Linked DNA regions of Homo sapiens: region 1 is linked to region 2. The links are chromatin loops, found by intact Hi-C in ENCODE. Cell type or tissue: dorsolateral prefrontal cortex. All regions are shown on one strand.

Region 1 (8,000 bases), 130 kb after region 2:
GTGTGTGGGCATTTGGTTTCCTCAGCTGTAATTGGAGATGGCCCGTTTGACAACTGTGGTCCTCTGCAACTGTAATCTCTGGTGTCAGTCATTAACACCTCAGTGCAAAGCAGCCCATCACATCACTTTCTAGGGCTGGGACTTGGGACTGCTACTCAGAAGTTAAGGAGGGCTGGAAAGGGAAGTTTCCACATGGAAGGATCTGCCTGAGCTGGCGGTTTCGGTGGAGCCCTGGCCAGGCCACAGTAGGGTGCTGGGGGCTTGGCTGGAAAGTGGGTGTGAGGGACAGGAGAGATGCTGGGAAGGAAAGTGCAGGTGTGTGGTGTGAGGGAGGCAGGCTCCAGGTATCAGGCCTGCCAGAGGATCTCACAAGGATCTTCCTCTAGGGTGCTAACTCCTCTGAGCAACCCCAAGGTCTTTGGGACATGCAGGCCCTGTCTCTAGTCGTCTGAGATTTAAAAGGCTGGCGTGTCCTGAATCAGGATTCGAATCTCAGCCTCCTGACTAGAGGCCAGGTCTTGTGACTGCAGGGCAATTATTTTGTTATTTGGATTAATCCCACGGCAAAACCCACCACAAGCGTTGACCTTTCTCATGCTTGGCCCTATGGAAAGGCAGCCCAGCCAGATAAGGAGTTTGTGAACTCCTGAAAAATGTTTTCACTCAGATGAGATCAGCAGGCCTTTGGAAGTACCTTCTCAGAGGTCAGGGCCTAGGGCACTAGCCGCAGGGTGGCTCTGAGAATCGGTGGAGGGAATGCTGGGGTGGCGTCAGCAGGTCCAGCTTCAAATCCCACTCCCAGCGCTCACCAATCTCCACTCCTCCGCATTTCTTTGATTGGCAGTGGTGGAGGACAAGGGTCCCCCCTCCTCTGGATCTTCTGTGTGAAAGCATGGTGCCTCCTTTCTGGCACAGAAGTGATCAAACGGCTACCTACCCCTCATCCTCCCATTATTGTGCAGTGTACGTGTGGGCTCCCTGAAAAGCATGGAGCAGAGGTGTAGACGTTTGATTAAGTGCTTCCTAAGCTTGATGGTCGAGCCTTGTTTCAGCTGCTGAATTTGCTGTGTGCAGCCTGGCATTGTTCTCAGGAGGGTCTTTCATATGTGTCTGAGGACATAAGGACAGATGAGAAGCAGGCCAGGGGAGAAGTGATCTCTGCCTCCCCACCTCACACCCACATGGCACAGGAGGACAGGGTTGACTGCATCGGTGTCCCTGTGGGAAGGTGAGTGGGGAATGAAGTACCACTCGCTCGGCAATGACTCATTATCATCTGAAGAAAAGTGCCTGGGGGTTGGAGGTCAGGAAATGTCTGTCATTTGCTTCCTCTAGGTTTGATTTAACCTGATGAGAGTTAACCTGCTTATACATGCACAGGTTGTTTTTATCCCTGTGAAATCTCATGGTGGGTGAGAAAGGTAGGTCTAATGCCTGGGCCCCTCCATATTCCGGCTCCGTGGGTCTGATGGGACACCTGGGCTTGGGGATCTTTCAGAGCTGCCCAGGGAATTCTGGTGTGAGCAAAGCTTGAGAATCTCTGCTCCCAATCTTGATATTCTACATTATAAAGAAACAAATATCAACTGGTTTCTGCCAGGGACCTACCCTACGCCATCCCATCATTGTACTCTTCTGCGGCCATGGTCCTCAGGGATTTCAACCTGGCCAGGACCTGGGAGCCTTGAGAAGTCCAGTCGTTTTCAAAGGCCTGCGGGCCCCTGCAATCCTGGGCTGAATTCTGGGCTTCTGGATTAGCTCTCAGACCCCATTCCTCTCACCCTTGCTTCCTAAGGAAGTTTTGCCCATTTTTTGGCCAACATTGAGATCACATATTTGTACTTAGGCAAGTGACCTACTTGCATTTCACCATGAAGTCCGAATCCAACGATGGAAACTCAAGGCTTCCTTACTGCTTTCATTGTGCTATGCTGACTTGTAGGTAGAGAACTTTATTCATCCAAAAGTCCAAAGGTGTGTTAGGATTGTTCCAAAACTCTGTGTGATATCTGTTTGTCCAGAAAAAAAGAAAAACCCACACAAAAAGAAAGTATAATTCATCCTTCAGCATGGAGACCCTTGACCAGATCTCAATCTAGCAAAATCCACACTGTCCCCTTGACAGATGCTTTCATGAAGAGTCAGCTATCACAGCCTCAGCCCCCATGACCACTCAGACCAGACTGGAGTGGAGGTGGTGCTGGCCCTGCTGGCCTCTGGTTGTTCATGTTAAGTCTGCAGCCAGAGCTTTTTCTGTGTCAAAAAGTGTCTGCAAAATGACAGAGCCACCTTGTCACAGTGGCTCTTTCATTTTGCAGACACTTTTTGCCTTCTACAGATGCTGGTCATGCCTCAGTGGCAAGCAGGCAGAATTGCAGTCCAGAGCTGCCCCACAGAGTGTAGGGTGGGGGTGAGGTCAGATCTCAGCACTATGAAGACCACTCTGTGTTTACCCCATTTTCCTCCCATATAGTTGCTACTCATCAGGTTATATTTTTGACTTGAGAAAATTGTGCCTGTGAATTTCTTTCAATATCCTCATCTTAAACAAAATGGACTTCCAAAGCACCAGTCTAACTGGGGCCATTTTGAATTCAGACATGGTCAAAAAATCTGTCAAATAATGCACAAAATTCTATGTTTCTTGACTTTAAATCTCCACTCACCTGCCAAGGCCGCCCTAGAACATCTTAAAACAAGAAGTTGTTTCTTAGGGCCAGATCCATTTATAACATCTGCAGACAGGGGAGAGAGACATCCTGATCCTATAGCCTCTTCCTTTTTCCTTCTCCCACGTGAGCCTGATGGGTTAGCCTCGTGACTAATATTTGTTACAAATTCCCCACTTGCTCTTTAACCAGTGATAATGCACCAGCCTCCAATGGCAACAGATTGGGCACAGCATTACTTAATTGCTATCTCCTATTTTGGTTTAAAGTCTTCTGACTTCAACATTTAACAGTATTGGATATCAGCTGTGGAATATACCACCAAAGATAGACTATCTCGCAAAAATAATATGCCATGTATTTCAAAATCATAGCATTTGCTGTCAGCTCATATTTCTGGCCAAATATGGAAAGAAAGATACCCTTTGCCAAAGCCGTTTTGGACCTTTGAACAAGGCAGCTCTCTGTAACAATCCTTGGTGAGAACATGTTCTTCTGTGAGACTGCATGCCACATTTCATATTTGCGTAGGACTCTCATCCCCGCGACTGCTGAAGCACTTGGCATGGGTTCTCTCCAGTTTGCTCTGAGGTGGGAAGCTCAGCTAGGGTGGGTTTCCCATGAATGAGAGTTGGGAAAGCAGCTGTCTCAAAGCCAGAGTCGCGGACCTGGGGGAAGAAGGAAATAAGTGGCACTAGAATTAGAGACCAGGTCCTTTGTGTCCAATCCAGCAGCATTCTGCCTCTCTCTGGATGCCCTGAGTACATTTGTAGGTCTTCTGACTCCTGAGAATTAATGTGAGACTGGGTGGAATCAGGAATTAGCATCCACGCTTGATCGTAGAGCCTCGTCTGCAGGCCTGGGTGGTCACTACACATTTCTTTCCACTGGGCGATGCTGTGCTTTCTTTCAAAAGCTCATTAGAGATGCTCCCTCCCTTTGAAAGGCACAGAGATGTTTCATGTGCCATTTTCAATTTATCCAAGTTGCTACTCCAAAGAGGTGGAAATTACAAGAGGGTGTGCTTGTGAAACTGGAGGAGTCTCCCCGGCTGCAGCTCTGGGGACAGCATCTCACTGAGCTTGGGATGAAGTTGCTGGGCAGGACCAGACGATGGGATGCTGTTTTTCATTCTCGGTTTGGCTCTGCCTCTGAATGGTGGGGAGTACACCCTGTTCTGGGAGGAATAGGAAGGTCAATTTTAGTACTTTGATGTTGCTTTACAAAAGTGGAGGAAATCAAATACAGACTCCTGAAATATTAGCAACCCCAGGGTTTGTGTTGCATTTTCTAAGTTTTGGAAAAGATGATCCAGGAAGATGGGGGTCCTCCTTAAGCTGATGAATGTTACTCTGCTCTTCCCTTCTGCCTGCTTCTTACCACCCAGCATCTCCGCTGTCCTGAGGTTGGGCTGTCCTGGGAAGCTGTCTGCAGCTGGAGCTTTGAGTTGAGCTGGCTCCATGTGAGTGACGGAAACTCGGCTCTGGTTCCCTGGCCCAGGGCCCAGCTCCCCTTTCCCTCTCCCTGGGGCGCTGATGAAGTGAGGAGTGCGTGCATGAGCAGGCTGCTTGTGTGTCTGCTTACCTTGGCATCCAAAACACTCCAGCCCCATCTTCCCTGTGTGAAAATACTCACTACAAGCTTCTGCCTGTTTCCACTTTCAGTGCTTGCTCCCATCAACTTGCTTCTTCTTGGAAAGCTAGAATCCTGCAGCTGGATTGACCAGCACAAAGACCTTTGTGCTGGCTGAATAGCAAGGGACCTTCATGTGACTGGCAAGTGACTTGATTTCCCATGGGTTGCATCATGTTTTGGGGCACGAGGGAAGCATGGGACACTCCAAGGGGATTAGGTCCCTGGGGAAAAGTGCATACCGGTGGCTTTTGAGTCAATATTCTTTTAAGTTCGTGCCCAGTTTGCATCAGAGAAAAGGTTGTGCCCAAATGAAGATAGTCAGTGAACTTGTAGAATGTCACCAACCTGTCCAGGAGGTTGTACCCTCTAAGGCAGTCACAAGACTGCTGCGTGTTTGACATGATGGTTCAGGAAGGGGAGCCCCAACTGACCAGCATCAGGTTCTCTGTGGGTTGCTGAGTGGATGAAGCAATTAGGAGTAAGAGCACAGGAGCCTGGGGACAGGAAAGGCCACGCAGAAGCACTTCCTAGATGCGGTGGATAGATGCGGGCTCTGCCCATACTGTGGCCATAGTTGAGCAATGCCATGTGGCTATAGGGGCTTTCTTAAATTATAAACAGGTCTAACTAATATGGCTATATCTTCTTTTCAGAAGGGGCCACGGGGCCCTAGCCTCAGTCTACATCAGGTGCTGTCCAGGTGATATAGCACCGAGGAAAGAGAGCTCAGTCGCACTCCTGGCTCCCTGGGGACCATGGTAGCTCCAAAGGCTCCCTGTGGCTGGAGAGCTGTCTGTCCTCACCCCTTGTACAGCAGCACTTTTGACCCCTGAACCCATTGCTTTCATTTCTCTATTCCATTCATTTCAGTGTCTGCCTTGGTGAATTTGGGGTCAGCTGCCAAAATGATTGGAAGAGAAGCCAGTTGTTTTCACTAGGAGACAAGCATTAAAGAATAGACATCGTCTTTATCAACAGTTATTGTTTCTTTATCTTTACACTGGGGCAAGCGGTTTTATAATTATCCCTCTTAATCACACAACTGCCCTGTGCAGTAGGTATTCTTCTTAAACCCATTTAATGGATAAGCAAACTGAGACACAGAGAGATATGCAGCTCATTGGAGGTCTTTCTCACCACGAGTTCCTGGAAGAATCTGGATTACAATCTAGGTCACATTTCACGCATCACAGGCTGGGAGTAAGAGAAGAGATATAACTCCTAAATTCTGAGTAGCCCTTATGCATATGCCCTGTAACCAAAAGCAAAGCTCAAGCCTCCTTCCTGCGCATGTGGTACCTTGACGGTTCAGGGACGCTTCAAGGCACACCTCTGATCCCAGCAGCACAGACAGCACAGACCAGCCACCTAGAACTCCCTGTGAATAGAGATGACCTGTAGGTGTTCCCCTAATATTTGGAAATAAGTGAATGGCAACGAGAAAGGTGGTCCAAGGAATTTACTAAGCATGAAGAAGAACTTCCAGGGACATCCAAGGTCTTGCACACCTACCCTGACCCCATCCGGTGGTGTTAGGATCACAAAATAGAGACTTGTTATTTCAATGAGGATTCCAGGAGCTCCTGGGAAGTCTTTGCTGGTTCACAGATGTGTTTACACTCAGGATATTCTTTCAATGGCATATTTTTGAGTTACTTTCAACAAAAGGCATTAAAATGCAAGGGGTTTCTGCATAATTTTCAATTAAAAAGACAATGCATTGATCAGAGTCATCAGTGGTTTGCAACTGTTCTCGGGGAATGGGCTTTCTGGAAGGAAGCGTAGGAGGGAAGTGCAGATAATTTTGAGTATCACCTTTTCCAAAAAGTAGTGTGGCTGTGATGACGCTGTGGTTTCCTGTGAGCCCAGAATACAGTACCCCTGTGTTTGGCCTGCCAGGGCAGGTGAACATTCCCCAGGCTTGCTCTGTGTCACGGATACCCAGCTCACCAGATGGATGCAGTATGGTGGGTGCCCTGGTAGCCGAAGCTGGCTCTGATGCAAAGATCTGGTGCAGAATTTATAAAGCAATATCTCATTTCTGGTTGATGGTGACTCACTAGAGGTGTTGGAACATTTTTTTTTTCCTATTTCGTGTCAAAGATTCTTGGGATGAAATAAGTTAAAAAGATGTTTCTAGAAGACAAGTAAGTATCAAAAAATAAAAGGAGCTGAAACATCCACCAAAGTGAATATTAAGAGAAATTCGACACTCCAGAGATTGTGAATGTCCTTTTATCCTGGCCTAGATAATGAGGCATGCACAGGTAATACTGTGGGCTACTTGGTGCCATTAGAAGAAAATGCTGACTGAGCTTACAATCATGTCTTCAGTTCTATTTAGTCAGATCTTTTGGTTATTTCATTCGCATGCTGAAGTTCTGTTTCCTTGTCATTTGGAGATGTTTAACTGTGGCATATGTCAGAACCACAGGCAATTGAGAATAGATTAATCAATACCTCCATCAATGGACACTTGAAGAAGACACATAACTCAAACCTTATGTTAAATCTTAGAGGAAAAGTCAGGTTTTTATTGTAGTTCATTTTTTGGAGATGATTGCAAATTTAGTTATTTTGCATCTATTTTTAGGCAGAAATATTAACAGTTCAAGAAAAGCCAAGAGTTTTATCAGAATAAAAAAGGAGATTGTCTACCATGTAAAACCAGCTGCAAATCCACTGAGAATCACTCCTGGGCACCATCAGTGTGGGAGCTGCTTCCCTAAGAGCTGAGACTGCCAGCACGCGTGAAAATACCACCCAGCTCTTCCAAGACTGGCCCCATGCTGGCAGAAGCTAATGTGTGCAGCTCAATAGTATGATGTCAAGTCCAGATCTTGAAAGCAGACTGCCAAGTGAGCGAGGACACCTGCTTCAGTGGTAGGGTGAGGGAGGCTGCGAAATTCACCAAGAGGTAAACAGCAGCTGAGAAAGCCTTGGGAGACTGGGTGGGACTCAGATGACCAGAGAAAGCCTTTCCAGGAAGAAAGACTGAGGGAGGCAAAGTGACAAATGCATGAGCGAGTGGGGTCATGGCTGACCATGGGACTGCAAGATGACTAAGGCAGGGGCTCTGGGAGTCAGCACCAGAGAAGGAGTGGAAGGGGAGCGGCCTGTCAAAAGGCTTTGGAAACAGAACCCAGTTGTGGAAACTGAGGTGCATGAGTCCGGCATAGTTGTTTAGGAAGCGGCAAGTCTGGCTCTGAGGAATGACGTGGGAGCTCAGGTCATGACCGTGCAAAGAATAAGGAACCCAGAGACTGGGGTGACACTGCAGACGAAGGTGTCTGGATTGCTAGGGAGTCTGAAGATGGGTGGGTTCCAGGGGAGCCTGGGAACCCAAACTGTGCTCTTCCTTCTTCTTGGTCTCAGAAGAGTGAAGAACCAGAGGGAGTGGCAGAAGACTTTCATGTGAGAGACTCTGAGGTTGAGACTTGGACTTTATTGTACAATAGAGCATTTGGCTGGCCTTTGTCTCCGGTTCCTGGGAAGGACCCTCTAAATCCTTGGTATTTCCTGAGTGATAGGATGTCTTTGTTACTCATGGTAGGCCCCTGTGACCACACCAGAATTCATGCTAACAGGAAGACTCGGGATGGGGGCTGGTCACACCAGAAAGATCAACATGTGACTAGAGAGTTGGGGCTCTGAGCCCCTATAAGTCTGGCCTCGGGGAGGGGATGTGGCTGGAGA
Region 2 (8,000 bases):
GAAAGAGAATTCCTCTCAAATGGAAATGTTCCTACCATTGTCAAGAGATTGATTTTTAAAAATATCATTTTATGTGGGCCTGGGTGCGGTGGCTCACACCTGTAATCCCAGAACTTAAGGAGGCCAAGGCGGGCAGATCACAAGGTCAGGAGATCAAGACCATCCTGGCCAACATGGTGAAACCCCATCTCTACTAAAATACAAAAAAATTAGCCGGGTGTGGTGGTGCGCACCTGTAGTCCCAGCTACTTGGGAAGCTGAGGCAGGGGAATTGCCTGAACTCGCGAGGTGGAGCTTGCAGTGAGCCGAGATGGCACCACTGCACTCCAGCCTGGTGACAGAGCAAGACTCTGTCTCAAAAAAATATATATTTTATGTGCTATTACATTTTTCTTAAAAGATTTATACTACTTTGACACTCAGTGTTATAAAAGGGAAATCCAGAAGAAAACACTTTAGGTAGAATTTGATGATGGCCAGTGTGGGCAGAGTCCATATAATTCTGTCTGCGGCACGCAGTGGCTCTTGAAGACGCCATAATACAGATGCTGCACAAAGGCCACTACTTCCTGTTGCTTTACTGTAGGAATTAAGACATTGAAGGAACTGCTGCTGCCAGCAAGAGAGGCTGTTGCAAGAAAGAAAGGCTGCTGCAAGAAACGCAAGAAAGGCTGCTGCCAGCATTGCATTTCTGTCAAGAAGCTGCCCCGCAAAATTTATGGATGTATCGCTGTATGCACCTAATAGCAAGCTCTACTGGATGAATGGCTTATAAAGATCTCCCCTGAATAAAATTGTGGTTTTTAACTTTAGAAGAACAATGTCAATTCTCTCTGCATCCTTTATGGGAGCCTCAGCATGTGTTCAGCACTGGTATTTATTCTATATGACTGCTTGTTAAGCAACAGGCTGAATTAAAATGGGAAAGCTCACCGAGGAGTTTTCTTGAAATACTGCTTTTCTAGCAAGGAGAACATAGAAGATGGTGAGGCAGCCGCAGCTGGAGTGCTGACTGCCCAGAAGCAGAGGGGCAAAATGCACTCCAGTATGGATTTTGGTCATTGAGGCCTTGCTGAGAGCATGCCCCAGGCTGGGTTCACTTTTGCCTGAAGGGGCTGCAGCAGAATGAAAACTCAACTGTGCAAAACAAAACACTCAAATTTTAAAAAGCACAAGATTCTGCTGGGATCATCTGGCAGCAGGGGCAGCAGGAAAGACGTAATAGAGATTTCAAAGCAGGCTGAGGAGGAGGACAGGGCATTCCAGCCTCTGTGGTTCAGCAATCTCACCACTCCACAACCGACGGTGGCTTTCCAGGTATGCAGATTTGAAGGGTGCCCTTCCATGGAGGGTGATCGAGGTCTGCTAATGCCATTGCTCTGTGGGTGTCATAGTGAGTGCAAGTGCCTTGGCCAGTGTGCACATCCCAAGTGTGATTAACTGAATGTTCCTGTCCCCAGTATGTACATACTCCTGGTTCCTCCAGTGTGAACAGCCCCACAGTGTGCACATTCCCTTAGTGTGCACATGCCTCCAGTGTAAACATCCCTCCAGTGTGCACATCCCCATAGTGAGCACATTCCTCCTGGTGTATACATCCCCCCAGTGTGAACATCCCCCCAGTGTACACATTCCCCCAGTGTACACATCCCCCCGGTGTGCACATCCCCCCAGTGTGTACATCCCCGCAGTGTACACATTTCCCCAGTGTGTACACATCCCCCCAGTGCACACATCCCCCCAGTATACACATCCCCCCAGTGCACAAATCCCCCCAGTGCACACATCCCCCCAGTGTACACATCCCCCCAGTGTACACATCCCCCCAGTGTACACATCCCCTCAGTGCACATCCCCCCAGTGCACACATCCCCCCAGTGTGCACATCCCCCCAGTGTGTACCTCCCCCAGTGTGCACATTCCCCCAGTGTGCACATCCCCCCAGTGTATACATCCTCCCAGTGCACACATCCCCCCAGTGTGTACATCCCCCCAGTGTACACATCCCCCCAGTGTGTACATCCCCCCAGTGCACACATCCCCCCAGTGTATACATCTACCCAGTGTGCACATCCCCTCTGTGTGCACACCTTCCTAGTGTGCACATCCCCCCAGTGCACACATCCCCCCAGTGTATACATCTACCCAGTGTGCACATCCCCTCTGTGTGCACACCTTCCTAGTGTGCACATCCCTCCAGTGTGCATGACCCCCAGTATGCACACCCCAAGTGTACAGATGCCCCCAGGATACACGTTCCCTCAGTGTGCACACCCTGCAGTGTACACATTCTCTTAGTATACACATTCTTCCAGTGTGCATGTCCTTCTAGTATGCATGCCCCCAAGTGTACACATGCCTCCAGTGTACACATTAGCCCAGTGTTCATGCCCCCAGTCTGCACATCTCCTAGTGCACATCCCCTAGTATGCACATCTCCTCAATGTACACACGCCTAGAGTGCATGCCTAGTGTACACACGCCTAGTGTGCATATCCTCCTAGTGTGCCCTTTCTTAGCATTTACACCCCAGTGTGTACATCCAGTACACATGGTGCGCACAGCCCCCAGTGAGCAATCCTTCCCCCAGTGTGCAATCCTTCCCCCAGTGTGCACATGCTCCAGTGTCAACAGCCCCTGGCCAGCCTTGTCCAAGGCATCTCTGCAGGCTCAGCCTATGTAGGCACATGAGGACAATGCAGCAGAGTCAGAAGCTGCCTGTGCTGAGATGATGATAAGGACACGATGCGGAGCACATGGCCCCCGCTCTCAAGCACCTTCTAGTCCCTGGGGTCAGAGTGCTTAGAATGGGGAAGGCTGCTGGACAGGGCTGAGGGGGTCTTAGCTGAGTGAAGATGCTCCATCAGTGAGGGCTCCTGTGGGGACTGAGAAGGCAGCGCTCCCCTCACTCTGGGTCAGCTGATCTGGTGAGTTCATTGCACAGGGCTTCGGGGACAGGGCGGTGTTGTTCATGCTGCTGATGGGAGGAGTCCTGGGCTTGCAGCGCCTGCCTTCCCCGCCCAGCAGGCAGCTCGGAGTTCTGCCCAGCAACCAGGCCCCCTCCATCTGCCGTCTGGGATAATGAGCTGACCCTGAGGCTGCTGGCACAAGCCCACTTTGTGTCTTCTATTCACTGGGATTACCTTTCAGCTTCCCATTGTTCTTTGCTAATGGCCTTAAAACATGCCTGCCTGTTACCTTCCCTAGCCCTGCTGGCTGCTGGAGGAAAGCCTCATCTCCTCCAACTTGAAAGGCCTCCTCCACTCCATCCTGGCCTGGGCGGGTGGTAGGAATGCCAGCCTGGGCACAGGGATGTAAGCCGGCCACCCAGCCTTCAGCTGCAGCCATTAGCCAGGCCTCAAGTGTCACAATATTTTATGGGACGCCTCTCCCCGCCCTTGGTGAACTGGCCGGGTTGCCACATGGCCCAGCTTCTGTGCTTTCCAAGCCCTGCCTCCACTGAGAGCGTGGCTGTCCCCGTGTCTGGACAGATGGCTGAGGTGGGCTGGAGACTGCTGGCCTCTGGCCCTGGCAGGAGCTCATTCACTGTGATTATCCAGTCGTCACCCTGCAAGGGCAGAGGGGACAGGGCAGCAGTGGCTGCATTGACTTTTAACCCTTTCCAGAGTGAAGGGCTGGATCCTTGGGGGAAAGAATTCATCCAAATTGGACGAGCCCTTCACACTCGGCCTCATTATTATCCACGCGTGCAGCAAAATGGGGGAGCCAAATGTCTCCAGTTATTTACACTGCATCTGGCAAAAAGATAATTCGCTTCTTTTGGAGGCATTTGAAAGCTCAACCGTAGTGGGCTTTCACCTAATGCAACCATCAGCATTAAGATGAAGCAGCATATGACAGCGTTATTAAAACATGGCCACTCATTTCCTTTTTGCTTAGCTTTAGAGATGATGAAAACATACAGTGATTCCTTGTTTGAAAAGGAAATGTCAAAGAACAGATGCTATCAGGGTCTGATTTATAAAAGTGTGGGCTTTTATAAAGTGTCCAGGTCTCCTGGGCAGCATCTTTAGGGGACTACTGGACACAGCTCAGGGGGCTGACCCCCTGGCCACTGCCAAGCTACAACCTTCTCAAGGCCCTGAGTCACAGAAGACAGTCTGCGGGTGGCAGTGTCTGTCGCCCGTGTGTGCACATGTGTGCCTGCTCCTGTACAGGGCCCCGGCACGCGTCTCAGACGGGCTGCCGGCTTTGTTGTTGGAGGCGCAGGCTTCTCCAGATTGGCTGGTCTTCAAAGCAATGACATGCCGTGTCAGATCTGCCATAGTCCAGGCACGTGGCAGGCGTCCAGCATGCAAATGAGTCGGACGCTTTGCACTGGCCTGGAGCGCCCTAGACAGCCGCCCCACACCCCTGGGAGGCCCAGCAGGTGCCCGCGAGGCAGGTGTGCAGCTCGCCATATGCTCTGCTGAGCGTCGGGTTTCTGCCAGCATCTTTCAATGACCTACCAGGTGAGATAAAGTGAGTGGAAAGGGGCCCGTGCCAACCTGTGGCTGCACAGGCCACTTCTGGGTAGGGACAGCCCTGAAACCTGGGCAGGGCAGGCAGAGGAGGGACAAATGTCAGGGTGGATAATTGCTTTAAAAATCCCCTGCATTTTAGAAACAGGGAAGGTTTATGGCTAAATTAGATATATACCTTCCAAATGCACTGTCTGTCTCTGCAGAGCCCAGATTTGGAGCTGGAAGCCTAAGATAGGGCCCCAACTTTTCTCCCCGTCATGGCCACCTGGGGAGCCTTAAAAATCCCCATGCTCAGGCTGCTATCAGAGCAGTTAAATCAGACACTCTGGAAGTAGAACCCAGGCATCTGAATTTTTTGTTTCTCATGTGATTCAAAGTTTGAAAACCCATCATTTAGAGCTGTGCTGTCTAATGCAATAGCCACCAGCCAGATGTGGCTATCTTAATTTAAATGTATTAGCATTTTTAAAAGTTAGTCTGTTACATGTGCAAGCTACATTTCAAGTGCTCAGTGGTTGTGCTGAACAGTGCAGACCCTGTTCAGAGAACCTTCTCATTATTGCAGAAAGTTCCATGGAGCAGTGTGCTGTGGAGGGTCCTTTCAGCCCCTTGTCCTCCCTCCCTGAGAAGGTGACCTGCCTTGCTCCGGGGCACATTGGCAGTGCAGGGCAGTACTGTGCTATTCTATTCTCATGCCCTAATGCCTTAGGCTGCTGGGGGCACAGGTGTGCCCAGAGAAAGGCTCCAGAAAATCAAGCTACCACGTGCTTTTCAGCAAAGACTCAGCATGCAAAAATGAGGTGTCCCCCAAACACCTTCATGGAGCCCCCTCCCGGGTGCCAGGCCAACTTTGGTTGACTTCGGTAATGTGTATTTCCATGACATCCTCTTGTCCCCTGGTCATGCATGCCGGAGTCCCAAAAAGCATGGATGTTCCTAAACAGCCCCCTGAGCCCTGCCTTCATGAATGTCAGCGTGGGGGGCTCCGGCAGGCCCACGTGGGCATGTGCCGGTGAGTGTGAAGCCTCTGTCTGCCTGTCTGGGTCCCCTGTAATTCATCAGATGCATGTTTGTAACAAAAGGATCATGCCACACGCCAGGGATCTTTGAAACTGAAAGTTTGGTTCTTAAATGAGCCCAACTGCAAACCAAATGGTGTGTGGAGTGCTGAACGGGTGGGGACAAAAATCGTGGTGGAGGAGGTGGCTTTTCTAGCAGGGCAGCATTTCACAGCACGTGCTGCCAACTGTTGCAAAAAGAAAAAAAAAATCCTAAGAAGAAGAAAGAGAGAGGGAAATGTACATATTCCTGCAGCCCTGCAAGTGCCCTTTCTTCTTCATTGTTCTCTGGAGCAGGCAGCAGGCCCGGCCAACAGCTGTGCATTGCGTGTATCACTAACAGCTGCTTTTTCCTGGGGTGAAATTAAAAGATTAGGGGATATGGGCACGTGCTGGCCTCAGGAGCCCAAACAATGCTTGATTTAGGGTGAAACTTGTCTGGGGAGACTGACAAAGGAGGAGGCTCCGAGTTGGCCAGGGGTCAAAGAGGGGAGCTGGCTTTGACAGAGACAAAAGGAGGGAGGGGGTGGGAGGCAGAGGGCTAGGGGAGCCAGGCCAAGTGAAAAGAGGCCTCGCAGCAGCTGCTCCTGCCCCAGAAATTTGAGACGGGTCTTTTCACAAACACAAATGCCTGAGAAGAATAGGGGGCCACGCTTAGCTGAAATGGCTCGTTTGCAAATGAAAAGGAGATTGGGAGCCCTTACATTTTCCAAGTTTTCACCTAAGAGGATGGAAAATGATTAGTGTAGGCAAGAAGTGTGCAGAGGAGCAGATGGGCCAGCCACCCTGGAGCTGCACTCTGTGTTTACATAACAATCATGCCCACTGCCGGGGTGCAGAAGCCCAGGCCCCCTAAATGTCCAGCAAGGACACTGGCACCCCGGAATTCGATCAGTGCAGTTCCAGCTGGGACTCCACAGGACGTCTTTGCTACAGCGTGTGTGGATATTAATTTATGTGCTGGATAAATTAAATACACTTATAACCATGAAGCGGCAAGGTGATTGCAGCAGGAGGCAGGCTGGCAGACAGCACGCCGGTGTGGTTGTTGTCCCTTGGCAGGATGCCTGACTTCCCAGACTTGCTGTTTCTTCTTGGCCCCTGCTGAGAACATTGGAGGAGAACCCCTGGCCTGCACTTCACCGTGTGTGACGAAAAGGGTTTTAACCATGAGCAAACACAGGGTTGGAAGCCAGTCCCCCAAATCAGGCAGCACAGAAGGAGGATAGCAATAGCCATCTTAGTAGGAAAAGCACCTGCCACACCTCAGGAGCTTCCCATGTGCCTGGTGGGGTCCCACAGCAGCTTCGTGGGTTTGCAAGGGTGCCCAGAGGGCAGCGAGGCCTCGATTCTAGAAATATTCCTGACAAAAATGCACGACCTGAGATAATCTTGAGAAAACATCTGACAAACCTACATGACCTCTGCTCTGAGTTGGATGCCAGGGTCCTGGAAGACAGAAATTTTGGAGACAGAGAGGCAGGCCAGCTGCGAGCAGCACACACTTGGGATGCTCTTCTGTGGTAAAAGGCATTGTCGAAACAACCGGCAAAATCGGAATCAGTTCTGCAGATTAGACAATACAATTGCATCCATGTTCATTTCCAGGGTTTTAGGACTGTACCGTGGTTACATAATAGAATGTCTCTGATTTTTTTTTAGAAAATAAACAGTAAATATTCAGAAGTAAAGAAGCATCATGCCTACAACTGACTCCCATATGGTTCAGAAAAAAATTACAACTCTCTCTCCTCTCTCTCTCTACATATATCTACATTAAGGGGTGGCGGAGGAAGAGAGAAGGCAAAAATGGTACAACGTCAACATTTGGGAAATCCGGGTGAAGATTATGGCCATTCTTTGTACTGTTCTTGCAACCTTTTTTCTAAGTCTGAAATTATGTCAAAATACAAATGTTAAAAGGGCCAAATGGGGCAGTGGAGGTGTAGACCATCTGTGTGGTCATCCTGGTTCCCCTCCCAGGTAGAGACACATCTGGAAGTCGTTAGTTCTGGGGCATTTTGGCACCTCGCTCAGCAATCCCCTGGGTCCAGAGCAGCCCTGGCCCAGGCCTGGTATTCTTATCAGCTCCTAGTACATCTGTGATGGACAATGCCTGCCACCTGGGATTATGTTGTCCAGTGTTGAGTGTGTGGAGGAGGAGACAGGGCTGCTGTTTTGGGCACGAACACTCTCCTGGGCCAGCCTGAAGGATAGAGTGTCCTCCCAAAGTTGACTCAGTTGGAGAGGTCTGAGTCTCTGCTCTGGCTGTGGGAGGCTGTCGAGTCACCAGGTGGGAAGGTTTCCCCGGGGGCCAAGAGGACAAGTCTACAGCTGACCTGGTTGTAGTGGCAGAAGAACAAGGGGCTCAGCCAGCAAACAGGAGAAAGGAGGCCCACTCCCAGAGATGTCCCCGGGCACTGTGGTGGTGGCCACCTCTAACATGCTGGTTTTTTTT

What was found. Peaks named below come from ENCODE experiments on the same cell type or tissue, not always from the same donor. Only the 100,000 strongest peaks of a DNase experiment are listed, where the experiment ranks them.
Region 1: it touches region 2 in a loop (2.8-fold over the local background); 5 of 110 quality-filtered maps call a loop at or near these places.

What each region holds. Positions count from the first base shown.
Region 1 is chr9:89,798,721-89,806,720 of GRCh38, forward strand. LOC107987032 (a long non-coding RNA gene) reads right to left here and starts at 4,493. Exons shown (of 2, transcript XR_001746572.1): 1 at 4,305-4,493; 2 at 3,007-3,846. In dorsolateral prefrontal cortex, no CTCF peak of the experiment used is centred here; DNase peaks (open chromatin) are centred at 4,171, 4,441 and 6,261; H3K4me3 peaks cover 1,025 bases; H3K27ac peaks cover 859 bases.
Region 2 is chr9:89,672,171-89,680,170 of GRCh38, forward strand. It overlaps LINC03062 (long intergenic non-protein coding RNA 3062), which reads left to right. Exons shown (of 6, transcript NR_024280.1): 3 at 587-1,317. Among named protein-coding and RNA genes, the nearest start is that of LINC03062, 36 kb to the left of the region's middle. RefSeq lists enhancers at 3,530-4,180, 4,181-4,830, 5,399-6,804. In dorsolateral prefrontal cortex, no CTCF peak of the experiment used is centred here; DNase peaks (open chromatin) are centred at 3,426 and 4,281; H3K4me3 peaks cover 436 bases.